2 separate regions of the Homo sapiens genome follow, and region 1 is linked to region 2. A link is a loop called in an ENCODE intact Hi-C map of the cell type or tissue named here. Cell type or tissue: psoas muscle. All regions are shown on one strand. Links, peaks and the distances in the headings refer to the core of each region. The heading gives the core; the rest is flanking DNA.

Evidence for each region. Peaks named below come from ENCODE experiments on the same cell type or tissue, not always from the same donor. Only the 100,000 strongest peaks of a DNase experiment are listed, where the experiment ranks them.
Region 1: it touches region 2 in a loop (2.1-fold over the local background); 2 of 110 quality-filtered maps call a loop at or near these places.

Annotation. Positions count from the first base shown.
Region 1 is chr6:133,429,494-133,445,053 of GRCh38, forward strand. All of the region lies in intron 3 of EYA4 (EYA transcriptional coactivator and phosphatase 4), which reads left to right. Among named protein-coding and RNA genes, the nearest start is that of EYA4-AS2, 19 kb to the right of the region's middle. In psoas muscle, for the core only: no CTCF peak of the experiment used is centred there; DNase peaks (open chromatin) are centred at 2,758 and 5,808; H3K4me3 peaks cover 2,173 bases; H3K27ac peaks cover 5,244 bases.
Region 2 is chr6:133,368,161-133,383,720 of GRCh38, forward strand. It overlaps EYA4 (EYA transcriptional coactivator and phosphatase 4), which reads left to right. Exons shown (of 20, transcript NM_004100.5): 3 at 14,232-14,281. Among named protein-coding and RNA genes, the nearest start is that of EYA4-AS2, 81 kb to the right of the region's middle. In psoas muscle, for the core only: no CTCF peak of the experiment used is centred there; no DNase peak of the experiment used is centred there; H3K27ac peaks cover 911 bases.

The DNA.
Region 1 (15,560 bases), core at 2,410-10,409, 61 kb after region 2:
ACCATGGATTCTAATTAAAGTGGATAGAGGGTGACTGTGAGGGGAAAAGTAGTTATGAGGAATTGAGTCTAGTTTCAAGATTCTGAGTTTTGAAAGAAACGATAAAGATAATAGCTAGAGGGGGGAAATAATGAGAATCAGGGGTTTCTTTTTTGTTTTGTTTTCATGATCATCAATTAAATGTTTCAAAGTTAGTCAGTGATTTCTAACTGGGCTCTGATGAAGGGGCTTTGAGTGACCAGTTGTATGAACTTAGTCAACTTGTCAAGTCTCTTTGACTTCTCATCCATTGAAAGGGAAAAAAAGAAAGCTGTTTTTATCCTATGGAGTTGGTGGATTTCAGAAATATTTTTCTTCAGTTTTCTTTTATTTTATTTATAATTTCAACTTTTAGAATCACAAGTTACATGTGCAGGTTTGTTATATGAGTAGATTGTGTGATGCTGAGGTTTAGGGTGTGAATGATCCCATCACCCAGATTGTGAACACAGCACCCAACAGTTAGTTTTCAACCCTTGCCCCTCCCTCCTTCCCACCTCGATTAGTCCCTAGTGTCTATTGTTCCCATCTTTATGTCCATGAGTACTCAATGTTTAGCTCCCACTTGTAAGTGAGAACATGCGGTATTTGGTTTTCTGTTCCTGCAGTAAATTCACTTAGGATAATGACCTCCAGCTGGTACATACATACCATGGAATACTATGCAGCCAAAACATAATGGAATCATGTCCTTTTCAGAAATATTTTAAAGAAGAGAATATTGTTTATATTTTAGGTGTGTGTGTTTAGGAGATATTTTAAATGTTATACTCCATCAAGTCTTCAATACATTTGGGGGAAACAGAAAATAAACTAATTTTACTTTCTACCTCATTGTTTGGTCTTAGGCTAAAATCCATGTTTTACGGAGAATTCAAGAAATTTTTAAACTTCAGGTAGAACTGTGTTTTTTACAAATGTATAGAAAGCATAGTGCCTAATGCATGGTAGAAACTCATTAAATGATTATTAAATTGTTCTACTTTTCATATTTAAGGATGAAAAATATTAGAGATTCTCCATCAATCAGATTATAAAATTCTTTATACTGGAGAAATTTCTTATACCATATTTTTTATTTGTCAGAGAATTGATTCTAAAAAACAATAAAACTATGCCACAAAAAAAACTAGTAATATTGAGTAGTGCAGCAAAACCTGGGTAACTAAGTCTAACTAGGTAGGTTAATTGAAGTTACTGGAAAATTTATTCATACATTCAACAAGTGTTCATTGAGCACTTATTATGTGACAGGCCTTGTGCTAGGCTTCTTGCTCTCATAGAGTATACATTCTAGAGGGAGAGCCAATTAAATAAATTAATATACAATATGTCAGGGAGATAATTGCCTTGAAGAAGAATAAAATGAGATAATGGGATAGTAGGCAATTAGTACAAATGTTTTCATTTTGTATGAGGAGAGCAGGAAGGGAATCTCTGAACAGGGGATGTTTGAGCTGAGACACAGGACATGAAGAATGGCTGGGAGAACTGTGTTCCTGGGAAAGGGGAAATCAAGTGCAGAGGTCCTCACCTGGGAACACATTGGGTGTGTTTGACAAACAGCAGGTTAGACTGGGGAGATGGGATGTAGGGAATTGGGGCTCTGTGAGTGAGGGGAATCACCTAGGAGATGAGGTCAAGAAATGGGGCATCAGTGTGCCATATAAGGAAGCAAGGCCTTAGAGACTGTGGGAGGAATTTGGGAACTACTCTAAGAGACATGAGAAGGCATTAGAGGGTTTAGAGCAGAGGACTGATTGCATTGAGCTGGTTATCACTCTAACTGCCTTGGGGAGAATAGGCTGTTCTAGGGCAAGTGTGGCTTGGGGAGATAAAGTTCAAACAAATGTAACTTTTTGTTTCCTTGAAATATTTAATAAAGTAAAGCTACCTATTCAGGGAGTTTGTGCAAGTAATAGCACTGTCAGATCTACTACAATAAATAGGTGATAATGGTTTGTAATTAGCAAAGTAACTATTCATATAGAAATCATTCAGTTGATGCTAGTTGACTAATCACTCCTCATGCAATCTTACTCTTGTATTTGATGAACTTTGTTTTGAAGCCAGTGCAATATGAAGTGCACCATCCCTCCTCAGCAGGGACAAATTACCAGATTATTGAGATCAGTCTCCTTAAAATTAATGTTATTATAACATTCTGTTGTAAAGAAAGAATTATATGGCAGGTATTTTTGTCAAGCTTTTAGGAACTGTTGGAGTGCTTTAAATTTATAACATTGTGTGTTCCCCTTAAATGTTCATGGTTGGAACACATCTAATTTTATGCAATATTTAAAAACTTTTTTGGCAGTGAGATTCATAGGGCAGAAGTTACAGAATGATTTCATTTTGGAAAATAAGTGAAAAGTAAAGATAACACATGAGCCCAATAAAATAGTCCATTTTCTTGATTTTTTTTTTTTTTTGCCAATATCTTTTTCATGAGGGCAGACCATGGTGCATTATTCCACCCCCGCCCCCAGCATTTGCAAACCACCAGTCATTTCCTTAGGGACCTTAACAAACGGAAGCATTGAATTCTCTTCAGTCAGTGGTGCCTCCCACCTGGGAAAAAGACAGCTCTGTAATTGAATCCCAGCATATGCATTGTCATCCCTCCTGCCTGCTCTCCTGGTGCTACAGCAAATTAAAAGATCTCCAAGGGTCAGCCTGCCTCCCAGCTGCCAGCCCCAGTAGACATGAGGGAGCCAGCAAGGACCAGGTGGAGCAGTTTTGAGTTGCACTAAACACACGGCGCAAGGAGATTGGCCATAACTTCCCAATTGAATATTTATGCCAGCCACATTTCTCATCTTGCTCTTTGGCACTGAACACAGGGCTGAGCTCCTGCTGATTTCAGGGCGCTGCATTGTGTTTGGATCAGCTTTGTGAAGTATTACACCAGATGAGAAATGGGCCCAAGTTCCTATCACTAAGACGGCTGGTTGACTTTTTTTTTTTTTTTCATGGAGACTATCATGTTATAGTATCAAAAGCTGGGGCAGTGAGGGAGTTCCCTGACATCTCCTGACACTGCTGTTACATGAATCGTACACAACTTCAACCATTGCTTGCTATGGAGTGGAACTTTAATGGCTCCTATTCAGGGACAGACAAATATACTCTGATTTGTATATTACTGCATGTTCGTCTTTTTTTTTCAAGGTTTTATTTTTGTTTGCTAAGGTCAGGGACTTATCACAGGGCCCTCTCATCACATTTCACATTCTGATCCCTCGTGGCAGGTGCTAACTTCCTTGCTCTCAAACTGAATGGGTTGAGTAACCTCATAAAGATACAGAATGTCTTGGCAGAGAAAGGAAAAGACTACAGAATGCCTGTCTATGGAAGAGTCTCAGTGTTATTTAGTTATTAGTTAGCCCTGTAAACCCGAGAAGATATTTGGAAACCCATCTACACACACCCATTAACTTTTTCTAGGTGGTGGATCACAGACTTAAATTCATGTTCCTGATTCCTAATCCATATTGTTATCTAATAAAAGCACATTCCTTATGTAGATTTTATCATGAAATTTGCTTAAAAAAATCATTCTCTTCAATTGTATTTTTGTATAGCATAATAAACTATAGATCAGTGAACCACTGAACTTCTTGTGAATTGCTGGTTCTAAAATGAAATTCTCAAATGATTAAATTTAAATAATTAGGAGGCAGTGATAATGAGAAGCCAATATAAGTTCTGTAGGCAAAAGACATGCCAGAGTAACCTCATAGTCTTTTGTGACAGCAGTACCAGAAAGGAAGAGCAAAGACATGCATTACACTTAGAACACATAGAATTCAGCCAAGCGCATGCCAGAGGCTCGGATATTTATGAGAAAAAGACAGAAATTAGCTCAATAACTATTCCCGATGAACTGATATAAATCTGGAGGTATACCTCTAGTACCCTCTTTAAGACCTGTCCTTGGCATTGTGCTTTTCAACATGACTACAGGCATGCGCCACCACGCCCAGCTAATTTTTGTATTTTTAGTAGAGAGGGGGTTTCACCATGTTGGCCAGGATGGTCTCCATCTCTTGACCTCATGATCCACCCACCTTGGCCTCCCAAAATGCTGGGATTACAGGCGTGAGCCACTGTGGCTGGCCAACATGTTTATTGTGAGGGCATTGAGGGCATGCTAAGAAAGTTTGTAGGTGAGATAGGAACTTCACTGGGAAAGAGGACATTGAACAGCAGAATCAGAATCTAACAGACAGGCTGAAACAATGGACTCAAGTCCAACAAGATGGCATTTAGGAGAAACACATGAAAAGCTGTTCACTCGGGTCCCAAATGCCAACTGCATGTGTAGTGAGCGACTGGGAGGACACAGGGCTCTCAAGCATCACATGGGACAAAGACTTGAGAATTTCACTGGCTGGGTTTAGGCATGAATTAGGACTGCACAGTGTCTGAGGACAAAGCTAATGTACTCTTCAGTCTACACTGACAAGTGAGAGTTGTAATAGCCTTGCCATATTTTGGACCACAACTGTGTGACTATGGGGACCACTGTTAAAGAAGAATCCTGGAGATCTTATGGAAGAGAATGCTAGGAAAGTAAAAGAGTTTGAGATGGACTGAGTGGACTGAGGGAATTGGAGATGCCCTCCCTGAGAGAGAAAAAGCTCTTGGGCAGGACAGGTCATTGATGTGTGAAAGACTGTTATATGAAAGAAGGTTTAGACTTGACCCATGACAATAAATGAATTTTCTTGGACCAAAGTTTCAGGGAAGCCCCGGATAGAAAACTTTCTGATAGTATAAGTTATCTGAAAATGAAAGGGCTGCCTCTTAAGAAAATGATTTTCTTGACACTACAAGTTTTCAAATAGACAAACCAGGCTGTTTTATTGTCTGTGTTGTAGAAGTGATTGTAGTAATAAAATTTATGAAGGATGCACTGTAGGCCAACCTTTGGATACTTTTTTTTGTGTGATCTTATTTAATTCACACATTAGCCTTCCAGAGGATATTATTATCTCCAATATTGAGACTAAGGTCCCATGACTGGTAAATGAGGCAGAGTTTAAAATTCAGGTTTTAGTTGACAGTAGAGACTCTTAACACTGCTCTCATAGCCTTAAGCACAATATTCCATTTTGCTTTTGAGGACATTTAATGTCCCTTCAGAACTGGAAATCTGATCATTTTAATAGGTTACCACCTTTTTTTTGTACATTATATCAATGCTTTGCTCTTGTTAGTACAACATTGGGAAACCTAGATTTGTTTATCCTGTGAACAGTTTGATCTTTACTGGTAGAGTTTTTTCTTAGAAAAAAACAGTGATATGTTTCTTAGTACAATTGATGGCATTAAATGTTTTGATTGTGGTCTTATGGCTTTACTCCACTACTTGCTAGAGGAAAATAATTTTCTGCTTCATTAATGATGGTTTGAACTGATCTGACAGAAAGTGAATCCTGTGCCATTCAAATAATGCTTGGAAAATCCATTGGATTTTTGTTTATTTCTTTGTTTTCCGATTAAGGGGGACTTTTAAAAACAAAAATTTAGGGAAATGCTTCTGGTTTTCGGAAACATTTATTCACATTTCTTGGGGTTGGAGAGAACTGACATGTTTTAAATTTGTTAGAGTCATAGTGAACAAAGGGGAAGAGTTGCAGGTCTCAAGTCTAGAGCTGTAGGCCCTGGAAAGGAAAAATTGCAAAAGTGTCCAGAGAACAGTGTGTTCATGGCTTTATTTGCTGTTAGTCCGAGGCCTGAGGTCACCCTGGCAGATGGGTCACTTGCACTGCAAGCACTCATGCTGGCCTCAGGGACAGGGATGAGGTCACTGGCACATTTCAAGAACAGCTTCCTTTCTTTATGCATACACCACTTTCCTGGTCCTTGTTAAGGGTCTCCTTCCTCTTGCGGTTCCCATCTCTGCAGCTGACCCCAGTTCTGACTGTGTCTGGGGAAATGGGTTGGTGAGGGCCTCCTTCTGGGACTATCTGTCCACCTGATCAGTGATATAGACACTGTGCCGCGGAGAGGAGCCACATCTCCCAGCCAGCCTGCCAGCAGAGTAATTGGCTCAGGGTTACAAGTTGTGACAAGTGGTTTTTGGATCCTAATCTGAAATATGTCGGTTTAACATGACCTGGCATTGTTACCTGATGTTTTTAAATGCCCGTACTTTTTCCAGAAAGTGGGAACTGATACACAGCAGTGGCATGTCCTACTAATTTTCATAAGATCTAAATTGATCAGGATGCTTTATTACTTTTTTTATTCCACAGTATATTTTTCCTCTTTGACTCTAAAGTGCATGTGCACGCGTGTACACACACACACACAGACACAAACATGTGTGCACACACACACACCCCCCCTCACTCATTTGGGAGATCTAACACTGCACATATAAATATTGAAACTTCCAGGCTGGGCGCGGTGGCTCACACCTGTAATCCAAGCACTTTGGGAGGCTGAGGCAGTTGGATCAGGAGGTCAGGAGTTCGAGACCAGCCTGGCCAACATGGTGAAACCCCGTCTCCACTAAAAATACAAAAATTAGCCAGGCGTGGTGGCACGTGCCTATAATCCCAGCTACTCAGGAAGCTGAGGCAGGAGAATTGCTTGAACTCGGAAGGCGGAGGTTGCAGTGAGCCAAGATCGTGCCGTTGCACTCCAGCTCTGGGCGACAGAGCAAGACTCCGTCTTGAGGAAAAAAAAAAAAAAAGAAATTTCCACATGCATTTCCATCAGAGAACTAATTCCATCTCCCCTTACCTAGCCCCTTGCTCTCCTGCCTAGCCTGTGGGAATCTTTGAAGATTCTTTGTATTCTAAGAACTGTCCCAAGAACAAAGTAGATGCTCAAGCAATGTTTGCTGAACTAGACTACATTTGATTCCATGTAACCAAATGACTTTATCTACATTTTTTTCTATTCCTTTTATTCATTAGCACCCACTAAATATACTCCACTATTCTAGGAATAGGGAAAAAAATTCATGAACAAATTAGAAAACAATCCTACCCTGATGGTGCCTTACAGTCTTAATTACGTGAATAGAAGCTATTGTTGTTATTCTTACTTTTCAGGTAAGGAGAATTGAGGCTTTTGTCACATAGGAAGAAAAAATTATGAGCAAGTCTTGCCCTTAAAATCATTCTGATGGTCAAATGCAAATTTGCTATTTTGGTGGACTCTTGAGAATGTGGGAAATAGACCCATGTCCACTTTATGCAAAGAGAAAAAGCTGGCATGAGTGGGAGTGTTTGAACATCAAGAATGCTTTTGCATTTCTTGGGTTGTGAACAACTGATGGAGTCAACTTATAAATAAGCAGGATCATGACTCATTACCAGGATCTGTACAGAATAAATAATGGCTTCAGAGTTCGAGTAGACTCTAAACTACACAGTTTTAAGGCTTCCCCTTTCTTGGGTTTGAAGAGGATATTTCAAATTATTAGAAAGAAATTCCATCTATGCTACAGAAAAATTGCAGGAAAAAAAAATCCCCAGAAACTAGTTGCATGTCTTTACATTTTTCTTTCTTTTCCTTTTTTAAGTTTTTGTGTTTATGACTAAGTTCATTTTTTATATTGTCTGGAAAGATGCTAATATTCAAATGGCCTCATGACATAAGGACCACTAACAAGGGGTTGAAATAAACATCCTGGAAAGAAAGAATGACTACCTTTAAATATTATGAGCAGTGTACATTTGGCAGAGCAGATCCTTATATTGACTTTAGTAACCTGAAAACTATTCAAAATGTTTTATTTCAGGGATATGCATTCCTGATTGTGATTTCATGGTGTGAATAAAATAAAGTCACTTAAATTGATAGAAACAGTCTGAGCTCTGGCATCAGATAAACATGAGTTCAAGTTCTGGTGCTGCTACTTTCTATCTGTGTAACCTTGGGACTGCTGTGTATCCTCTCTGAGCCTCAATTTCTTCATCTGTAAAATGTGGAAAATTATATATTAATACGTTATTTTAAAGATTAAAGGTGATAATATATATATGAAAAACCAAACACAGAATGTGTCATACTGTAATAGTCCATTTTCATACTGCTGTAAAGAACTGCCCAAGACTGGGTAATTTATAGAGGAAAGAGGCTTAGTTGACTTACAGTTCCGCATGGCTGGGGAGGCTTCAGGAAACTTATAATTATGGCAAAAGGTGACCGGGAAGCAAGGCACCTTCTTCCCAAGGTAGCAGGGAGGAGAATGAACACAGGAGGAACTACCAAACACTTATGACACCATCAGATCTTGTGAGAACTCACTCACTATCTTGAGAATAGCATGGGGGAGACCGCCCCTATGACTTGATTACCTCCACCTTGTCTCTCCCTTGACATGTGGGGATTATGAGGATTACAGGGATTACAATTCAAGATGAGATTTGGGTGGGGACACAAAGCCTAAACCATATCACATACAATATATACACAGTAAAAACTGATACCCATTAATCATTTCCTGTTGCTTAAACCTAAGGTAAAATTTATAGATTTTACATTCTGTATAAATTGGAATTAAAAAGAAAATGAAGTGTCACAATTAAATTAATCACAAAACATATAAAAGGAAATACAGGAATATTTTTGCTGTATTCTTAGTAGCCATAGTGTATCTCTGTTCTCTGAAGACTTTTAGTTGCAAGAAACATTGACCTACCTAAATGAATTCAAGCATAAGTAACTAAATTGTAAATATCTAGATAATTGCATTTCGGTTTCCTGTGGACTGGAATGTAGAATGCCAAGGCTATTTTTATTTTGAGGTTTTTGTTTTTCAGGGGTAACATTTTCTGTTTCTTCTCTGCTCCGTTCTATGGTGTGTGCTTCATCCTTTTATTCCTGACCGGTGTTCCTTCTTTACTCATCTTGTATGTCGTCCAGATTGGCTATGAGCCCCTACACTACTTTGTGGCTTCAGTGATATCATTAAGCAGATACCTCCCCCAGGATCCCTTATTCGAATTCATCAAAACCCAGCTAAGAATTTCTGATGACATTTTCTAGAATCTTTAAGTTTACATTAATTTCTATCTGTTCCACTTTATGGACGCTTACTGTACTTTAATTTTCTATTCACAGGACGCTGCTTTGTCATTTAGATGGTAAACTCCTTGAGGGTAGGGCCATGTTTTCTTCACTCAGCAATCCTAACACCTGTGACAGTGCTTTACATGTAGTAAGCAACCATTAATTTGTTTGATCATTTAAATTAAAAGTCTTGGCCGGGTGCGGTGGCTCACGCCTGTAATCCCAGCACTTTGGGAGGCCGAGGTGGGTGGATCACAAGGTCAGGAGATCGAGATCATCCTGGCTAACACAGTGAAATCCCGTCTCTACTAAAAATACAAAAAATTAGCCGGGCGTGGTGGCAGCCACCTGTAGTCCCAGCTACTCGGGAGGCTGAGGCAGGAGAATGGTGTGAACCCAGGAGACAGAGCTTGCAGTGAGCCAAGATGGCACCACTGCACTACTGTACTCCAGCCTGGGTGACAAAGCGAGACTCCGTCTCAAAAAAAAAAAAAAAAAAAAAAAAAAAGTCTTTGGGTTGGGCGAGTCTAGTAGAAGATAATGACTTTACGAGCATTTAGCATTGACTGTAATTAAGTCTGTTATCGGGATGTGCTACAGATACTACTTGGTACTGTTTTTGAGCTCATCTTTGTTCTTGGATTTCACATCTCTTTTTCTTCTGTTTGTTCCATGATTGGCAAATCTTCTGATTCCTGACTGCCATTTAAACTCATTTATCCCAGTTTTTCACACTTAAATTCACCTTGTCACACTCACATGCTTGATTTCACAGCTGTTTCTAAGATGGTTATGGCTTACACACCATTTCACTCATTCATTTATTACTGAAATGTTTCTTGAGAAACTGCTTTTCTTGAGAAACTACTTTTTCAGGCAGCTTTGCAGGCAATAAGGATATAGCAGTGATTCACTGGAATGAAATAATACAAATTAAAATCAGCAAAGGAAAAAGGCATATGGGGCAGAGTTCAGGAGAAACCGGAGTTTATTTCCAGTTGTCTTCTGTCCAGAGTTGTACAAATAGCACTTATTTGTCCCTACAACAATGTGCGACAGTACATGCAGAGCGTTGCCAATGGTGGATGCTCATCCAAGCCTTAGTGCCCAGGGGTCACTATTATTGGAGGTCAGTTATATAAACATGTCTGACCACCCATGTGGCTGACCTTCATTACTGTTTTTAGCCCCTTCATAAGTCAGACTGATTCTGCGTGGCTCAAAGCCCCCACCAGGAATCACATTGTTAGCATCATTGTTAGCAAAGAGTATCTGGTGTGGCCCAAGGCTCCAGCTAAACACAGGTACTCTAATAAGTTAAGATATTCCAAGGGCTTAAAGGTTATCTCCCAGGAATTGGTCAAGGGACAGACCTTTCTTTTGAATGTGCAGGGTTTGGACGATACACTTTTTACTGCACAAGGGCTAACCTCACTTATTTTCTTTCTTCTCTCAAGGACCAAGCCCTGCGCCATCTAAACAATTGTTTCCAACGTTGTTTCCTCAGTTTTAGTTTTATAGTGGCAATATTAGGTCCCAGTTACTCTATCATAGACAGGAATTATAGTCAAGTAATTTGAACAACTCTTTATAAAATGTTATTTCATTCTTATTACTTCCTTTCTATGCTTTTGAATATATTCTATAATGTGCCTATATAAAAATGTACATAATTAATTAGCACATATAAATGACACCTAAATAAATATGTACACATATTTGAGGTGCTTACTTTTTTTATTCAATTAACAATCTAGTAGTTTGGAAGCTACTGAGTTTGACAGCTGTTTATTTGCATCTTTAATAGGAAGGGCACTTCAGGAGTTAACAAAGATAAATGAAAAAGAATCTTGTTATCACAGACATCCTGTGGCAGCTTCTTTTTTTTCATTTGTTTTCTAGAAGAACGTGTACACAAATGACAATAAGTTAAGACAGAGTGTGAAAAGTGCTGCAGAGGAAGGTAAAAATAATATAACAAAAATATGACAGTATGACCAGGTCACTTCTGGTTTTGAGGACCAGAAAAAGCTGTTTGGAGAAAGTAGCATTTCTGAGGTATTTAAACATTGATTAAGATGGTTTTCAGGAGCTATCAGACAAGAAAGATGCTGTACAAGCTAAAATTGTGAAGGGGAAATTGTGACAATAGTACAATAATCATTTCTGATACAAGAAACTGTATACTAGGTGATTACTTGAAGATAAAGCTGAATGGAGAGTTGTGAATGTCTGGGTAAGGCATTGGGACAGGATAGTACTGATTATATTTGTAAAGAGAAGACATATAATAAGAGCTAAGTTTGGATTTCTCAGAAATCACATATAACTTTATTTTTGTTCCCCTCTATGCATTTCTTATGATTGGCTTTAATAAAGCATTCTGTTATTTTCAGAATTTGACTGATGTGTTTAGCTGTGGTTTTTCTTTTTCCTATTTGATGTTTGTGGTGCTGTAAGGCTCTGGGGTTGATGTTTTTCATCAGATTTGGGAAAATTTTGACCATTACTTATTCCAATATTATTCTGTATCATTCTCTTTCTCCTGTTTTTTTGATAATATTACACAGGTTACTTATACTCAATTAAGTTTCCACTCCCACTTTTTTCCTCTGTGCTTCAGTTTGGATAATTTGCATTGGCCCAGCTTCAGATATCCTGGTCCTTTCTTTTGCAATGTCCAATATGCTGTTAAGTCCACTCAAATAATACTTATGTAATATATTGTTATTTTCATTCTAGAAATTTTATTTAGTTCTTTTTTAAGAGTTTCCATTTCTTCTCCCTATGCAATATAGAGATACATACTGTTATAAATAAAGCTTCAATGCTGCAAAAGAAATGGCACTCGAATATAAAATTTTCTTTTTAATTCTCAGCAAGGCAACATACTTCTATAGAAGGGTGCGCACTTACAGATAGAGCAATGGTGAGTGCACACCTGGACAACAGAGGGAAAGGGGTTCTTACCCCTGAGGCACATAGCCCCTGCTGCCGTGTCTTTCCCCTATTGGCTATGGTGAGATGGCTAAACTAATTCTGATTGGCTAATTTAAAGAGAGTGACAGGGTGAGTGGTCTGGTGGAAAAAAATGGTTATCCAGGGTGGAGAATGAGTCAGGGCGGAGCAGGTAGTAGGTAATTGGAATGAGTTGGGATGAAGCAGGTAATCAGAATGAGCCAGGGTGAAGCAGGTAATTGGAATGAGTCAGGGTGGAGCAGGTAATCAGAATGAGTCAGGGTGGAACAGGTAATTGAAAAGGGTTGCTTTATGAGGAAGTTAAGTTTAAAAGTAGAAGGCAAAGAATCAATACTGACATATTGATTCTTTGAAAAGAAATTTAGAACTCATATCTAACAATACATATATTTTTATATATATGTTATATACATATATGTATTGATCCATATATGACAGATGTATATATGGCAGATATGTATATATTAATACCTATATATGGCATATAAATATTTATATACCTTTTGTGTGTATCTTTTCCTATAAGTTACTTAATATATTCACATTAGTTTTAAAATCCTTATCTGCTAGTTTCAACACTTGGGTCATAAACAGGTCTGCTTTTATTTACTGTGTTTTCTGTCCACTAGGAGTCATATTTTTCTGCTTTTTGTTAGGTCACAAAATATTTATAATGTTCTGAACATTATATACAATAAATCAATAGCGATTGAAGCATAGTATTTCTTTTGTGTTTTATTTCCCCAAAAAGTGGTAGTTCTTTCCTCTGGCAGTTAAGGTGAGGATCTGTTCACTGAGACCCTTCCTAGAGTTGAGCTTAACTGGAGCTAGACTATGATTAGCCCAACTTCCATCCCTCTGAAAAATCACTGCTTTTATATTTCAACATTTGAACTGGAGAGGCATTGACTGAAGTTATAATTTTTTAGGGTTTTTTTTAGTTAATATTTTTATTTAGTACTGGCAAGGTCCTTATACATGTAACTTTGGTAAATTCACTCATTAGTTCTAGTAGTTTGGGGGTTTGGGGTATGAATTTCCCAGAATTTTCTCTATAAACAATTAAATCATTTGTGAATTAAAGTTTTTTCTTTCTAAACTTTGCTTATTTTATTTATCTTTGTCTTGTACTGGCTAAGATTGCTAGTAGAATATTGTGGTGAAGTAGGAAAAGCAGATGTCTTTGGCTTGCTACCGAAATAATTCATTATTTCATCACCGAATATGATATAAGCTATAGACTTTTCAAGAGTGCTTTTATCAGACAGAGGAAAAATACTTCTTTTCTTAGTTTGCCAAGAATTTGTATCATGAATGGATGATGAATATTGTCAAATTTTTTTTGCACTCATGGAAATAATATTATGTTAATATATTGAATTACATTGATTTCCACATGTGAAATCAGCTTTACATTACTGGCATAAAGCGCACTTGGTCATGATTTTTTTCTATTGCTGGGTTTGATTTGAGAATATTTTGTTAAATATTTTCTCATCTATGTTTATAAGAAATATATATCCATATTTTCTTTTCTTAAAATTGTTCCTTTCTGGTTTTGGGGTCAGGGTAATTCTGGTCTCCTACCATGGAATGAAAAGTGTTTCCTTCTATTTTTTCTGAAAGAATTTATTAAAAAAATTGTTACTAAAAAAAATTTTTTTTTAAATAACAGTAGCAAAAAAAGTTTGCTAGTGTTTATTAATTGAACCATATGGCCCTGGAGGTTTTTTGATAAATATTTAATTATAAATTAAGTTTTTTAATCAATGCAGGACTATTTAGATTTTCTATGTTAATTGGATCAATTTTAATAAATGTGTCTTTCAGGAAATTCACTGATTTTGTGTGTCTTTGAATTAATTGGCATAATATAGTTTATAATACTTCCTTATTACCCTTTCAAAATCATTGGTATCTCTCATGATCATCTTTTGGATTTGTAAATTTTCTCTATTGTTCACAGATTTTGTTTCAATTATTTCTACTCTTTATTGTTTCCTTCTACTTACCTTTTGTTTAATTTCCTTTTCTTCCTCTAGTTTCTTAAAGTGGAAACTTAGGTCACAGATTTTAAATCCTTCTTCTTTTCTAATATAACCATTTAAAGGTATAAACTTCTCATTAATCACTACTTTATTTACATACCACAGTTTGATTTGATCTTTTCATTATCATTTTGTTCTAAATATTTATTATATTTACTTGTGATTTTTTTTCCTTTGGTTCACAAATTATTTGGAAGTGTAGTGTTTAATTTTCAAATGTTGGGGATTTTTTATATGTCTTATTACCATTGCTTTCTAAATTAATTCATTGTGGTCAGATACTATACCCTGTGAAATTTCAACTTTAAAATCTATCAATATTTACTTTATAGCCCACCTATATCCCAGGTCTGTCCTCTTGATAGATGTTCCATGTGCACTTGAAAATAGTGTGCATTTTATAATTATTGGGTATTAGTGTCCTGGAACTGTCAATTAGGTCACATTGGTGATAACGCTTTCCAAATCTTACGTGTATATTTTTTAAAATTTATTTTTGTCTACTTTTCTTCTGTTGGTTACTGTGAAAACTGTGTCATAAAAGCTCCAACTATGATCATAGACTTATCTGTTTCTTCCTTTAATTCTGTCAGTTTTTGCTTCATGTATTCTGTATCTCTGCTTGTAGGCACATGTTATGTCTTCTTGAATAATTTATTGTTTTTCATCATTTTCCAATTCCTTTCTTTATATTTGCTGATAGTCTTCATCTTGAGGCCTATTTTGTGTGATGTAATATTAGCTTGACCATCTTTTTTATGTTAATTATCTGCGTGGTATATCATTTTCCATTCTTTGACCCTCCACCTATTTGGGCCTTATCACTTTTCAGGTTCCCAGGATGCAGATGCTGAGATATTTCCTGCAGGAGTTTATTTGGGTTGTGCTGTCAGTATTAGTTCCTTTTGAGGGGCATGAAGGAAGCAGGGCTGGATTCAGAGACGTTGATCTGTAGCACAGTTGCAGCAAAGGTCTCAGCTAGTCTTATGAGAGGCCCTAGACTATGGTGACCCTTAGGGTAAGAGGGAATAGTCATTTTACCCCTCCATTGACCTGTCAGTAGATGAGGGCTGCCCTCAGAAAGAGTGTGCTCTTGGGCACAGTGACCCCGTTTAGTTGAGGGCAAGTTTTGGAAAGGAACTCAGTAGAAAGCTACCAGTTGGTAACACTCTCAGCAGCTATGGGAATGAGTTCTTCAGGATGTCTGGGCAGCGTACTAAAGTAGCACAGTATGCTGATATTTAAAGTGCTTCTCTCATAGATCCCCCGTAATTAGGTCTTGGTTGTATAATCTAACCTGACCATAGTCAGCTTTTTATTGGAGTGTTTAGTCCATTGATATTTAGTGTAATCGTCAATGTGTTTGAGTTCGAGTGTGCCATCTTGCTTTGTATTTTCCATTTTTCACATATATTCTTTGTTTGCTTCCCTTTTTTTGGCTTCTTGGGGTTAATTGAA
Region 2 (15,560 bases), core at 2,409-10,408:
ATTATATTTCTCATCAGAAAAATTATAGTTATTTGTACTCTTTAAAAATTGAAACTGCAAATGACATTTGTTTTCACGTTTATATTTATAAAGTCTTCACCACACTTTGTTTGTTGTTCCTACCTCGCCCCGCTTTAAGATTAGGGAAGAAAATTACAATCCACCCAGGCTTCTTTAATGCATGAAGAACTTATTCTCCCAGAGTTTTAGGCAAGGTTCACTGGGCCTCTATTGTAACAGGAACAGACATATATTTTGCTTCAGTGAGTGTTTCTTGAGCTCATAAGCATTTTGAAAATATTGAATGACTTACAGTCCCTTAAGAAAGTAGCCATTTAAAAAAGCATATTCAGTTGAACTTTAAAAATATAATTTATACCACAATACTCAACAGGCTCCAACTGCTTGAAAGTATTTGGCTGCAAAGACATTATTTTTAGTGATCCTAACCATACTAGGAACAAAGAATTGCGTCTGTCAAAATGGGATCTCTGGCGCTCTAAAATAATCCACATGCTTTGTGAACTTTGATGAAGTCAGGCAGCTCTCTGTCATATAAATATCATAGTGGCATCAAAACCTGGGCTGACCATGTGCTGCAGGTGGAATGCACACACTCACCCAGTTTCGCAGCAGAAGCAGCTGACACTAGTAGGGAGACAGCGCCGTCTTCAGTTCCTAAAGCCATTGGGGCGTCTGTGTGCTGTCCAAACCTGAAATAGGTAAATGATTCTTCATTCAATCCTCCCTTGAAAATGAAAATGACTTCAGTAAATACTTGTGCTACAAATTACTCAGATGCAGTATTTACTCTTTTCCTGTACGTCACTGTATCATTTAGAGCCAAACTGTAAAGATTATGAGAAAAAAAGAAATAAACTCAGTGTTAGATAAACAAATTAGAGACAGGAAATGCTACACTGAAATACTGTCTGAAGAACTTATGAAATGAGTTTAATCTTTCTTTTAAGATCTGTTAAGACATTTTTGAAGGGATGAGAGATGAGTTGGAAGATACTGTTTTCTTTAAAGAAAATAATTATTTTTCATAAGCTATTAGAATAAAAGGGAATGTTAATATCAGATAATAGCATTATTATCTGATTTTATTATCTAATCATTAAGATTACTCACATTATCCTTATCTCTTGAATTTATCTATTCTTGTTTCATTTTCATTTCATTAGAAATTAATATATCCCTCTCTTTCGTAAACATAAAAGACTTTATTTTATAAAATATATTACATAAAATGTTAACATCTGTGTGAGCATTTATAATTGTGTTCATCCCTTCAGTCTACCTCAGATGAAAATATATACAAAATAAATTAAATAAAAATGTCTGTAATTATCTTTCCATTTTGTTGACATACATGTGTACCTAAAACTAGAAGAGAGCCCTGTACTTTTTAGAGTGAAGTAATAATGAAAGTGAAATCTTACATACCTTGTCTTATCCAAAAAAACGAGAACAAACAAAAATGTAAAATGTTGGTAGGGAACTTTAAATGAATACCATCCTTATTGATATTAACTTGCCATAAAGTGTTTCTCCTACAGAAATGTTTTGCTTTAAAGAAATTTAAAGTAAAATTTGCTTTTTGAAAATTTAATGCAGGGATTTAATTCTGAGTGGTTTACAACAATGGGTTATGAATGTATCACCATGACAGCAGGTTGCTAGAGTCTAGGAGTCAGGAGATGTGGCTTCATTAAAAGCACCTCCAGATAATGCCCTACGTTAGATTTCACTGAAAGACAGGAGCTGCTGATGAGGGTGACCTCTGACATCAAGTCATCTTACTATAAACAGAAGGGCGTGGAAAGCCATTGGTCGGAACCAGGAGTGTTTACTATCCAGGTCTCCTCCTATTTAACCTACATAACTGCACTGCTCCTGGAGCCCGAAGGTTCACGCCAGAGCAAGGTGCTTTTAAGGCTACCTGGGTGTTGGTTAGAGACTATAAACCTCTCAGAGCATTCTGTAAACCTCGACACAGTTTCATTCTACTGACAATGGAGACTGGAATTTATTGGCTGCTGAACTTCACACACACGCACTACAGAACTGACTTCCAAATACAGCTGGAATAAATTTCAGGTTTTGGGGTTTTGAATGAGGTAAGTTGCATTTAGCTTTTGGTTGAAGCGTTATCATTATTATTATGTTCCATGGGCAGTCACACATTTAAGTGTAGGCAGTTCTATCTCAGAGAAAAATATTTTTCTTGTTAAAATAGGTTGTTTAGATTTTTCACAGTTTTTTAGTACAAGGATGATAGAAGAAACTTGTACATAGGAACTGAGCAAGCCAATCAATTAGAGAAAATCCCTGATCTGTTTATGGCTAAAGTGTGAAACACACTTCGTCTTTGTTTACTTTATAAAATTCAGCTATTCAAATTACATTATGTTAATGTTGGGAGAAATGCAGGTAACGTGATAAGTGATAATAGATTACATTTCACTACAAAACTTTTAACAGTCAACTTTGTTTTCCCCTAATAGTACATGCTACTGCAGGATTTTAAAAAACTAATACCAACTATTTAAATGAAAGGCTTTTTTCTGCATAATTTGTTTTGAAATTTGTGCTGAATTTGAACTTTTCATTAGATTTGAGATGTAGTCATCTTGATAGATATGTCATATTTTTAAGAGAATGAGTGTTTCCCTCCATTTATGGAACTATTTTTTCCTGAAACCATAATAGTAAGATCAAGTTTAATTTTAACTTTTTAAAGAATCCTGTAGTGTTTAGTGAGGTTTACCTTCCTTTAGATGTGTACTGAGCACATACTTTGATTTAAAACCTTGATGTGGAAGGCTTTGGTATGCTTTGGTTTAAATTATTTAAATATATCTTTGTGTCTTTCTCAAGAAGAAGAAGTGTAAATTGCTGTTTTGCTGCATCAGAGGGTTGAGATGTGGGAGAATTGTCAAAATAATAACAGCATTTGTTTTGTTAAAGACGACTGAGGGAAGCTTTGCTGTGTTGGGACTATTTTATTCTTGTGAGAACAACACAATTCAGGCGGAGAAAATAGATCTATTCTAAGTATTTGCGAGTACTGATTTACTGTTAGAGGTGGATAGTTAGGGAAGCTGCTGGAAGAAAGGGAGGATAGATTATCCCAGCCAATAAGTTTTCCCGTTTGGTTTACGGGGTCTACTGAGCATCAGTCAGCACTATCCAGTTTCCCACTTCTTTTCTGAGTTGTAGGTACTATTTTCTGAAATACTCTGCAATTGAATAATGATGTTACACTACCTTATTTTGCGTTTTGTTTGTTTTCTAACCGAAAGTTCACTAAACCACTAAAATGTTACTTATCAAAAATGACCAAGAAAAGCAAATACCAGTAACCATATAATGGGTTCTAACTTTTTGCAGGGGGAAGAAGAGGGACAGAGAGGCCAATTTTTTATCTCTACTTTGGTTTTTCTCTTTTCTTCTCCAAGTTCCTTATAAATTACTCTCGTTAGCAGTTTCAAAATTGTATGATCTAACTTTTTGATCCTGTAGCAACCCTGTAGAGGGAGATGGTTGTGTGAGTCCAGGGGTGGCACACATTTTGCTTTAGGGAAATGGTGCAAGCCAAATTTAACAGGTAATGCAGCTGTTGAAGAAATAGAAAAGCCAGATGACTTCCTACGTGTATTGAGGAAACCAGGATAAATTGTCCTTAGAACCAGCTCCCAGAAAGCCATTTTAATTGAGGTCAAAGAGGAAGAAATTGTGAGTATATCTCAATTATTTATTAGGTTTACCTAGAATGAGACCTTCACTACAGATATACCTAATCTATAATTCCTATACTCTTTAACCCTTGAGCATTCCTGCTGTATGAATCCCTTTAACATTTAGACTGCAGAGTGTATTTAATTGTTTATGACAGTCCAGAATTTAGGGACATAAAAATTGTGAAATTAACTGACTAAATTTTACTTTCATCTAAGGAATAAGCTTCTGCATATAAAAATTATTGTAATAAATTTCTTAGATTTTAGTTGAAGTTACACAGTTAATGATGCTGTTTCTTCTGGTCACATGCTTGTATGTGTGAAATGTTTCACATAGAACTATTTTCAGCTCTTAGTTTACAGGTAATTTAAATTGTTTTTTCTTTAATTTGACAATTTGAGTATTTCTACTCAAACAAATCATATAATTTGCATTCTTGGTGTGTAAATTATGCTACAGTCAGTGTCTTATTAACTACTAATGAAGAATTTTATTTTAGGATTAAAACCTGAGAAAAGGTGATTTGTAATCTTTTTTTATAACAATGGTTATAGAAGAGAGATTTAATATAAAATATAAAACTACTTTAAAATAGATTTTAAAACTCAAAAATGTTGCTACGATGTTGTGGAAAATATCAGATTCAATCCAGCATGCTATAAATACATTTTTTTTTATTGTATAAAGCTTAATTTTAAAAATAAAGAACTTGATGCCAACATTCTTGAATTTTCTCTTTATAAATGTTGCTATTTTAATGGAAGATCAAGAAGATAAAATCTGTAAAATTCAAAAATATGCCTGTTTTACATAATTATTTTATCAATGTATTGTTCTAGAAATATTTATATTTTATATAAATTAATCTACAGATATATAGAGATATATGTTGTTAAATTTAAAATTGCTTTAAAATTTTGTGTGCATTCTATCAATTTGTTTTTAAAGTTAAAGAATTTCTAATTTTTTTAAAAGTTATGGTGATACTATTGGGCACATTAGGAGAGTTTTTATATATACTTTTAAAATGTTTTTTAAAGTTTAGGCATATATATGTACTTATACAGACATACGCACACAGATAAACTTTAACAAAACTTTTGCATATGAATTGAACAATTTTATATTGGTAAGTGAGACAACCTTTATAGTCAATTATTGTTCAAATTGAAAAGGTTAGTTGTCATTTTTACTTAATAGGTAAATGATGGTGTACTAGAGTATATTACATAATGATTGATATTTTATGTTTGGAAACATATGTAACTATGCCTGTGGCCAAATTCTTTTGAAGTTTAATGACCAAGATGAGCTGCATTTGTTAAGTGGTAGAGCACTGGCTTGTCTGGGGTCCTTTTGTGCTTGGCAGATCTTGATAAATGGGTGAGTTTTTCTTAACCTTGTGGCCAAAACATTCCAATATCTTTAAAAAAATTTATAAAGATATAGAATATGTTGCGAAAAACATGAGCAAATTTTCTCTATTTAGGGGACTAGGTTAAATTTTTAAGATGATTTTTAAAGCAATATTTGTGAGAATTCATAAATATTCATTTTAATGCAGGGAAATCTAAAGTTTCTGATATGTAATACTGCTGGAATTCTTCTTTCCTGGTTCACTGCGAAGCTGCACAGTAGTCAGCAATTTTAATTTCGCTGCAGAAGATTCTACCAAATTAACATTATGATCATTAAGTGATAATTCTTTAGAATATTCATTTTGCTCTTTTTGCTATGCTAATACATTGTAAAGCATTTATCCATCTTTCTTGTGACACCCAGGACGGCAAAGAAACATATAAACAAAAGGTATAAAGAAGACCAAGATATATGAGGAAGTATCTCTTTAGGTGTTTGTTTATCATGCACATTTGTGAGGAAAAAAATTCTTTTAGCGCTTATGTATAGTATTTATGCATAGTATCAAGGCTGGACAATCTAGTCTTTTTTCCAATCTTAGAATGGGAGCTTTCATATGAGCTGTAACATGATATGTTAAAGCATATTATGGTTCCTTTTGTGGCATTTTTTAAAAAGTAATGTGTTACCTTTGCCTGCCCCACTGGGTAATAATGAAAAAATATACCATTAGAAGGAGTTTGAAATTTTCCTAAATAATTCATAAAGCCGATATGGCATTTATGGCAGGTGAAAAAGGACTGTGGCATAGATAAGGAGAAAACGTGCTTTGGCATTTTAAAGGTTAATGTGATTTGACATTTGGTTTAATACTTACATACTGTACATAAATAATTGTGCTTTGTTTTTCTGTTATTGTTGCTAAGTTGCTTTTTGAATATATTCAACCTTGCTATGAACTCTCAAATCACTTGAAAGCTATTGTGACAGTTGTAGTTGATGAAGAGTTATAGACTATAGAAGTTTTTCCACTTAAAACATAATTCCTCCCTAGTGCATGATTTTGTCTAACCTCCCTCCCCCAAACCAGGGTCCTGGAAGGCCCTCGCATTAAAGGCCAGAAATCAAGTGAGATCTTGCCTGTGACAGCCCAATACTAAAGGAGTAAAATAATTTTGCCTTCAGGTTTTTGGTGGTGGATTTTATTTATTAATTATCTAACTCCACTATTCTTAATAGGTATGTTATTTTGTCTACTGTTGCACTTAGAGTATTTGATAGTATCTTTGATGTGTAGCAGTTAAAGAAGGGTTATGGCAGGTTTTCTTTGAATGGAAGTAGATGCAGACTTCCAGGTATGCAGTAGAGTCCTCTCACTTTCATAGTCAATAAATGGTGATTTGGGCTTTTAGAAACACGGTTTTGGTTTTGCCAGGGAGAAGCTTGGTTAAGGAATGATAAAGAGGTTGAAAAGTGATATAGTAAGAAAATGGAGGAATAAATAGACTTCCCTAACTACATGAAAAGAATTTCAGAAATGTATACATTTTACAGCTGCAAGATCTTTGTTTCTAAGGAAAACAAAGACACTTTATTAAAAGTTTTGTATTATTTAATAATTGGATTTTTAGAAACTGTATTTCTAAGACTTTAATTTTTTGACCACCATTTGGCAAAATGCCATTTTATTTTCCTTGAAAAGCCTCTCAAATTTGTATAAACATATTAAAACAGAGATATATTTTTTAAAACTCTTGGTGACAACTTTTGTGTTGCAAAGATTTAATGTTTCGAGTTTTTAAAAGTTAAGAAGTGAAGTATAACGTAAGTGAAAGATAGAAAATGAGTCGTATTGAGAAGTGTTGACACATTTTTAGCCAGTTGAGAAAGTGCATCTCCAAGTTTATATCCCTATGGGCCTAGCAGTACACCAATCCTATGAAGATCTTCACAACATAAATCATATTTACTTGGATCCAAAAATAATCATAGGTTATCACAGTAAAGTGTACATCTTATGGGAAGTCCTTGAGTGGTATTAACTTTTAAATATTATATTTAGGATATGAGTATATATTTTCTTTCACACCTGTACGTAAGTAAACTTTGGAATAATTTTTAGTAAAAGCTTATATTGTAAAAATTGTTTATGTTTTGCCTATTTCATTTATTACATTAGGACTCAATTTTTAAGTTAATACCTACTTTTACATTTTTTTATGTTCCTTCATACATTCCTGAGGTATGTAATAGGAAAGGACATATGTAATAGGAAAGGATATATTTTAATTCATATGTATTAAATGCTGCTAACTAGAAACCAGGATAATCTAGGGCAGCCCATTAAACCCTGTATCAGTCGGTTATCAATTTTTAAAAAAATTAATGTGATAAGGGCCAGTCAATTGAGATGCATTAAATAAGAACATGACAGCTATTCCTGGAATAAAGCTGGAATAATTATTTAAAATACTTTTAAATTACATTATTTAATTTAAAATTCAAATATGGATAACTTGTAAGTATTAGAAAATATGAAAAATGTCACATAGCCATGGACATTTCAAGAAGTCTTTTATTTTCGCTAAATTAGAAGCCAAAGGTAACTAAAGTTAGATACCATTCTGCTTAATCAGGCAATAATTTACAACAATTTTATTCAACCCAGTCATAAAATTCATTTCATAAAGTATGCATTCATATAAGACTCTAGGCATTGATATACTACAGTTTTTTGAAATAAATATCACTTATTCAGTCAGATTCACATCTTAGAGTATTCACATTAGAAATGCCAACAAAGCCGACAAGTCTAAATTGTTGTTCACAGTAATTCTGTATCGTTTTCTATGTTTACAAAGAGTTTGGCATGCAATAATCTGTAATATAATCTCCATTTTTGGAAAAAAATATTTTTCTATCTGCTTATCCATGTTTTCCTTAAGCAATAGTGCATTTAATCTCATTTACATTATATTTTATATTTTCTACACAGTTCAGTGAAGAAGTAGTCTTACCATCCATAAGAATATATATTAATAAATTATTTATTACATAAACTTTCATTTGTGAAATTTTAATCTCGAATTTATAGTTGCTGAATCCACCTTTTGTTTTCAGTGTATAGTATGTCCTAAGACTCAATTATTAATGCTCATTTCAAAACAAAATGAAGTTCCAAAAGAGATCTTTTGAAAATGTCTTCTTACATTATTCTATTCTTTACATTTTTTATTCCCATTAATGTTTCACGATTTGTAATCAGAACTATTCACTAGAAGATAATTGGGATAATTGAGCCCAGCTATTTTGGAAGATGCTAGATATAATAAAAGAACCTTGCTCTTATTTGCAAACTTTTTTTATGAGTTAATTCTCCTCAAAAGATTGTGAGCTTCTCAAAGCACCTAGTGGTTTGGAAACATTAAAAAAATTAAGATTGATTTTTATATATGAATGTAATAGTCATAATTCCAAAGAGTCCAGAAATTATGGTATTTTCTACATATATTTTCCAGATATTGAAAGTATTAATTATTCTCAATACCAAATCACACATTCTTTATTTTAAAGTATACTTTATGTTACTTACGTAAATACAACCTAAAAAGCTTGAGGGGTGAATAGTATTGTGAAATAAGAGATGCATAGTGTTGTGTAATAAGAGAAATGACATTTAAAAATAATTGTGTGACTAATGTAATAATATTGACCAGTCCTCTCTACTCCTTTATTCTGCTTTATTTTCATCTCAGCACTTAACCACTGCTGGCATTGTATTGTTCATTTACCAGTTTACTTATTTCTTGTATGTCTCCTCCACTAGAGGAGGAGGTGTTTGTTGGGCAGACAGGTGTTTGTTGGTCTAGGTGAGTGCTGTTCAGTAGAAAAATGATACAAATCCTATGCGTATTTTAAATTTTCTAGTAGTCACACTTGAAAAGTAAGAATCAACAGGAGAAATTATTTTATTTAACACAGTATACCCAAAATATCATTTTACTCTCAATATCAAAAATACTAAGATATTCTACTTCCTCTTTTTCATAGTAAGACTTTGAAATCTGGTGTGCTTTTTACACTAACAGCACATCTCCGTTCAATTCAGCCACATTTCAAGCTCTAAATAGCCACGTGTGGTTAGTGGCTCCTGTGTCAAACTGCTTACGTCTAGTTCATCTCTGTGGCTGGAACACTGCCTCGGATATCTCAGGCATTCAGTAAAGCCTTGCTGAATGAGCAAATCTTGATATTTTGGACAGAAAAAGAAACAACGCAGAAGTTGTTTTTCACATTAGTTTTTTTTTTTTTTTTTTTTTGGCTGTTTTTGGGGTGGTGGCGGAGGTGGATGCTAGAGATATCTGGATAATTTTTTCAAAACTACTATTTATTTTGCTTACATGGAGTTTAAATGTTACTAGTGCTTGGTAAAAACTGGTTACTTCAGTAGTCTAGTTTAAAGGATTCCTTTAATGACTGATGTATTATAAAAGTAACTAGTAGGTTCTTCTTTGAAAATTGTTCCACAGAACTTTAATTTCCACTCTTAGTTTTAAATGGGAGATATTAGTCAAGGGTACAAAGTTTTACTTATGCAAGGTGGGTCGTTCCCAGAAATCCACTGTACAGAACAGTGCCTATAGCAACAATATAGGCACTAATATTGTATACTTTAAAATTCACTAAGAGAGTAGATTTATATTATGTTCACACACACACACACACACAATTTGGGAGGAAATTTTTGGAAGTGATGGATATGTTCACAGCATAGATTACAGTGGTAGTTTCACAGGTGCATTCTTATCTCAAACTCATCAAGTTGTATACATTAAATAGGTGTACCTTTTTGTATATCAATCATACCTCAATAAAGTGAGATTTTAAAAAGAAAGGAAAGTAAACTAATGAACACAACTGGCAAATGTAGCATAGGAGAGAATGAAAGGCTTGATGTGTGGCCTTAAGTTGTAATTCCAGCCTTGCTAGTGTTAGCTGTGGGATATTAGGCAAGTTGTTGAACCTCTTTGCACATTAGTTTTCTAGTTCATAAGAGGAGGATTTTATTAATCATACCTGTCTACATGCATTAAATGAGATTATATATATACATAGTCTAGCAGAGTGAGTGGAAAAGAATATTTGCTTAATAAATGGCAGTAATTATTATTGTTATGTAATTGAAGTCAAATTTTAAATATTAAGACGTTTTGATCTTCATTTTGAACATTTTTAATTCATATGTTTATGAATTTTAGGTTCTTCATAGGTTCTGGTTAAAATGCCTTCATAGATCTGGAGTTGAAATTTGCTACATAACTTGCTTTCAGGTTGTTTCTGCTTCTCAGTGTTACTATATGGGAACTGGGAAGAAAATTGTATATATCTAAGCACTGTGCCTGGCATGTGGAAAACACTCAAAAATTTTAGCTGTTATTCACCCATTCCTTCATCTCAAAAATTTAGAATTTTGATATTTATGTTTTCATTGAATACTAATAGTTGCTTTTCTTAAAATAGTTAAATATTTAACTCTTTTTCATGGTGCTTGGAATTTTCCTGTATTTTTATAATTTCTCTGAAGAGATATTGCATAGGTTAAAGTTCACTTTATTTGCAGCAAGTTGCATTCATTTACGCTATTCATCCTTTCTGTCTTGGTGTGTGTGTGTGTGTGTGTGTGTGTGTGTGTGTGTATTTCTATGGAAAAATTTTCAACATTTATTTTTTTATTTATTGGCCCACCCCCTTGTGTGTCTTGTGAAAACTAGGATTTGAATTTAACTTTTTGGCATGAAATTCTGACTCATTTCTTGACCTGCTTGTTTTCCACTTCATTCAAAACACATTCAGAAGTAAGCCTGGGGTGATGGTGCATACCTGTAGACCCAGTTACGTGGAAGGCTGAGACAGGAGGATGGCTTACACTAGGGAGTTTGAGACTGTAGTGCACCATGATTGCACCTATGAATAGCCACTGCACTCCTGCCTAAATGATAGTCATTGAAGGTTCTATATGTTTTATAAGAATATTCTTTCTTATATAGCATATATGGGTCAGCACTTGCCATTTAATGAAGTCTCAAATGGAAGAGTGTGTTCAAATTAGGTAAAACTATCCATTTGCCTCTACTTCTTTGATCAAAACCCTAGAAATATTTTTCTTGATGATTCCTTTAACTCCTCTACCTTAATTCAGAAATAAGATAGGGTTTTGAAGTAATTTGAAGATGTCATAAAATAACCTTTTTTGTCTTCGGTATATCTAATCTTTCTTTTCAAATACAGATAAAAAGATCTGATAATATTCTAGTTAACACTTCAATCAATTACAATATTCTGTCAATTCTATCTCAGAAGTGTTTGTCAAAAACACCCTCTCAGTTCACCCCATGGCTCCTGTCTTGAGTCTTCACCACCTCTCACTGACAGATTGAATGGTTCAAAGTAGCATTTGGGGAACACCTACTCAGGGCTGGGGATATAATGATGTACCAGATCAATGCCATCTCTGCCTTCATGGAACTTCTACTATCCGTTTTGTTGCATTAGGCTTTTCCCAACTTTCAGCCCTCACCTCATCCCCCTTCCACATTACCTTCTATAGCATCTCTACCCAGTTTGTTTTTTTACAACCTTTCAATGGTCTTCACTGACCAAAGGTTAAATTCCAAATTCTTTACCGTATATAAGGGCTTCATAATATGCTTCCTCTGGCAAACTTCTTGACACTGAAATACCTACTATTTCCCACATACAGTCTCTGAAGACTCAATTCAGAACTTACTTTCTTCATTGCCTTCTCCATCTTCCTTTGGCTAAGTTAATTTGTTCTATGAACACTCACAATACTTTAGATAGACTTCCCCTAGAGTAGTCATGGTATCCTAAATATTATTCTTCTCTCATTTGACCAAGAACAAATGAATGAAACCTCTAAAAATAACCACTCTGCTAAATGGTTATTTTAATATCTAAAGGAATTTCTAATTCATTCTTTCATCACATGCCTGTTAAGCATTGGTTATAAGTGTGGGACTCTGTGGGTACTAAATAGCAAAACCCTGTAGATGTGTTCTCTGCCTTTACTGTTACTACTTTGAGAATAAATTAAAACAAGCAGAACTTTCTAGTAAGTTCTTTGGGGTAATTATGCTTTGGAAAGCCGTGGGTGTTAAAGACTAAAAAAAGTTAAATGATAGGAAGCTTGTCTGTCTCTGACTTTCAGTTGCGAGCATATGTCTAGTTTGTGGTGGTCTGGAGCTTCCTCAGCCAGTCCCAAGGTCCAGTCATCATGGTCTTGAGGAAAGTGACATTCACCTGGGGATAATTTCTGTGTATTCATTGGGCAGTTCATATAGTTTTTTGGTGATAAATCATAGGCAAGAACCAGTAGGAAAGAAGGTTCTTTTTTTTTCAGATATGCTTTCCTTTTAATTCTTGTTTTCCTCATACAAATTTAATGGACATAAGACTTGTGGGATTTGGAGTTAATTTTATGTTTACATTTTTAAAAAAGTATTTCTCCCTCCCCACCCTTTCCCCTTTTCTCCTCCTACGCCTTATTCCTCTTCCTCCTCCTCCTTGTTCCTCTTCCTCCTCCTCCTCCTCTTCTTCTTCTTCCCTCCCCTCCCCTCCCGTTACTTCCTTCCTTCCTTTTTCCTCCTCCTTTCTTCCTCTTCTCCCTCTCCTCCTCCTCCTCTTCTTTCTCTTTTTCCTTTTCTTCCTCTTCTTTTCCTCATCCCCTCCTCCTTCTCTACCTCCTCCTCCTTTTTCTTCTCTTCTCTCTGTGAAACCGTTTTTTTTTTCTTTTTTTTTTTTTTTTTTGCCCCTCCATCTCATGGTACTGATTACCATGTTAAAGGCATAGAAGACATTACATAATAAAACAGGATGACAGTCTCTTTGCTGGTCAGTTTTATTTTCATATTGTGTAAGTGTATACACAAGATGCAAAAGAGACTACAGAGTTAATCAAGAAAATAATTGATTTCCCAGATTATAAAAATGTCTAGACTTTGTATTAAAAGCAAAAGACGGGATTTTTGAAAATGTAGGGTTTTTGTGAGTTTGTTTGTTAAGGATTTTTCTGAAACAGAGGAGGAAAAAATTACTTTGTGAGTTGGAAAGACAATGCTGTATCTTCAAAGCTTAAGACTTACTTTTAAGTGGTACTGTTCATATTGCAATTCACATTGCACACATGTTCCTCATGGTATATATTCAGTAGAATTTTTTTTTGCTTCCAAACCACATATTGGAAGTAAAACTCCTTGGATTCCATAGGTTGCATAGTTAAGTTATTGAAATATGAACACCCAGAAATAGTGGGCTTATAAATGTATATTGTACATTTTTCATATTAACCAAGAGATTTTTGAAGTTTAGTCTACTCTGCATATACTTTTAAGACCATAATAATCAGATATAGATATAAGTGCTTGAAGTGCAATTGTGAAAATCTATGGATTTCACCATCTTTAGAGGATGTACCACATACTTTTGTCCAGAAATAGATAGCATGGCCTAGAAGTATGAGTTATTCTCATCCTTTACCTCTGTGGGTTAAAAACCACAAAGTTGAAATATAGTCTGCAAGATATACTGAAAATATATGTGTGAAGCAGTGCTAAACTTAATTGATATGTTGAGACATATATAAAACATACAGCCACTAGACTGAGAAAATGAAAATTAGTGTATGAACATTTTAGTTAATGCTGTGCTTTGCATCAAAACCTGGTGTTTATTATTATGTGCTTTTAGTAGGAGACAGAAGCAGTATCAGTTGGAAAAACATTTCTTAGTGGATTGAGAACAGTATGCTTTCTAGTTCCTAAGTGGGAAACCTGGTTCTTTGGTTTCTTTGTTCCTGGTTAGGCTTATCCCCAGTTATTTCAGCTGAACATTTTACATACTAATGGAGTCCAGGGAAGTGTATTTGGCAGCTGTTCATGGGATAATAATGAAATACACTATTTAGTACTGTATGCTGCTGCTGTAAAGTGTGGGGGGTATTTTATAGAGAACTTGGTGAACAGAGCTATATCCGCTTTAATAGTGTGTGAACCTGAGTGAGGAAGTTGTATTTTCATATGAGAATAACTAGTACTCTTTTCTTACAGGTAAAGAAAACGTGCACAGAATCAGATGTTTCACAATCTCAGAATTCCAGGTACAGTAAAATAAAGACCAAGACTCCCCTAAGGAGAATTGCAGTTTCGGAGCACTAGTAAGATGTTATACCTGAGACACAATTGTGATTTGAAACATTGAGCTTCTTGAAGAACTTATCTTGATGGAAACTGTATATCATGCTGGCTAGCGTACCACTACTCATAATATTAGTCAAAGGGACTGTGATTGAAGTCAGTTTTAAGGAACAATAGTGGAAGTATCTCTAGAAATACGTGAAAAAAAATCCCTTGGCATTAAGTTAATGTTCATTTTTTTGTTCTAATTTCTTTTTATAATGTTTTGAATCTAAAATTGTGCCAGATACTGAATAACTGTCAAATCTGTGTTTACAAAAAAAAAAAAAAAACTATGATATTTCTTTTTCTTTGCAGTGAAACATTGCTAGATTTTGAGAATGTTGTCAAATTAGGAAACTCATAGTTAATTTGGCATTCTCGTTTGGGTTGTTTGGAGCCTGTGGAAATGATGAATTAAAGTGGTGAGGCCACTTCATATAGGAATTTAGCACCATTTAGTTGTTTGTGGTTGAACCAGATGCCCAACAGATTTTTTTAGACCTACACATTTTCATTGCTTTCATTTCAAAGTCCAGGCTGCAATTTTGAATGGATAAGTAAAAGTATCGTAAATACTATGACAATAATAAACACATGTTCTTACTATGCTATGAGTGATATGACTTAACCTATGTGTATTCAGTTGAGAGATGGGTCTCGTTTTATTTTGTCCTACTTGCTCCCGCATATAGTGCATGTAGTGATTTTCTTGGTACATGAAAACATTGCATATCTAGGTAAAATGTTAATGGCCAAGGCCAAGGTGGGTGGATCACCTGAGGTCAGGAGTTCAAGACCAGCCTGGCCAATATGGTGAAACCCCATCTCTACAAAAATACAAAAATTAGCCAGGCATGATGGATGGTGGGTGCCTGTAATCCCAGTTACTCGGGAGGGTGAGGTGGAAGAATCACTTGAACCTGGGAGGCGGAGGTTGCAGTGAGCCGAGATTGTGCCATTGCACTCCAGCCTGGGCGACAGAGCGAGACTCCATCTCAAAAAAAAAAAAAAAAAAAAAAAAAAAATGTAATGGCCATTATGTTTTTCTTTTTGTAGAGTAAGTGTATCTTATGTATAGTCCACTTATAGTTTGAGTAACTCTTGTTTTGTTGTATGCAGTATGATATTCCTATAATTGATTCCTGTGCATATTATATTAAAATGATTGCATATGGATTTTCCCTTTGGATCATGAAGAGC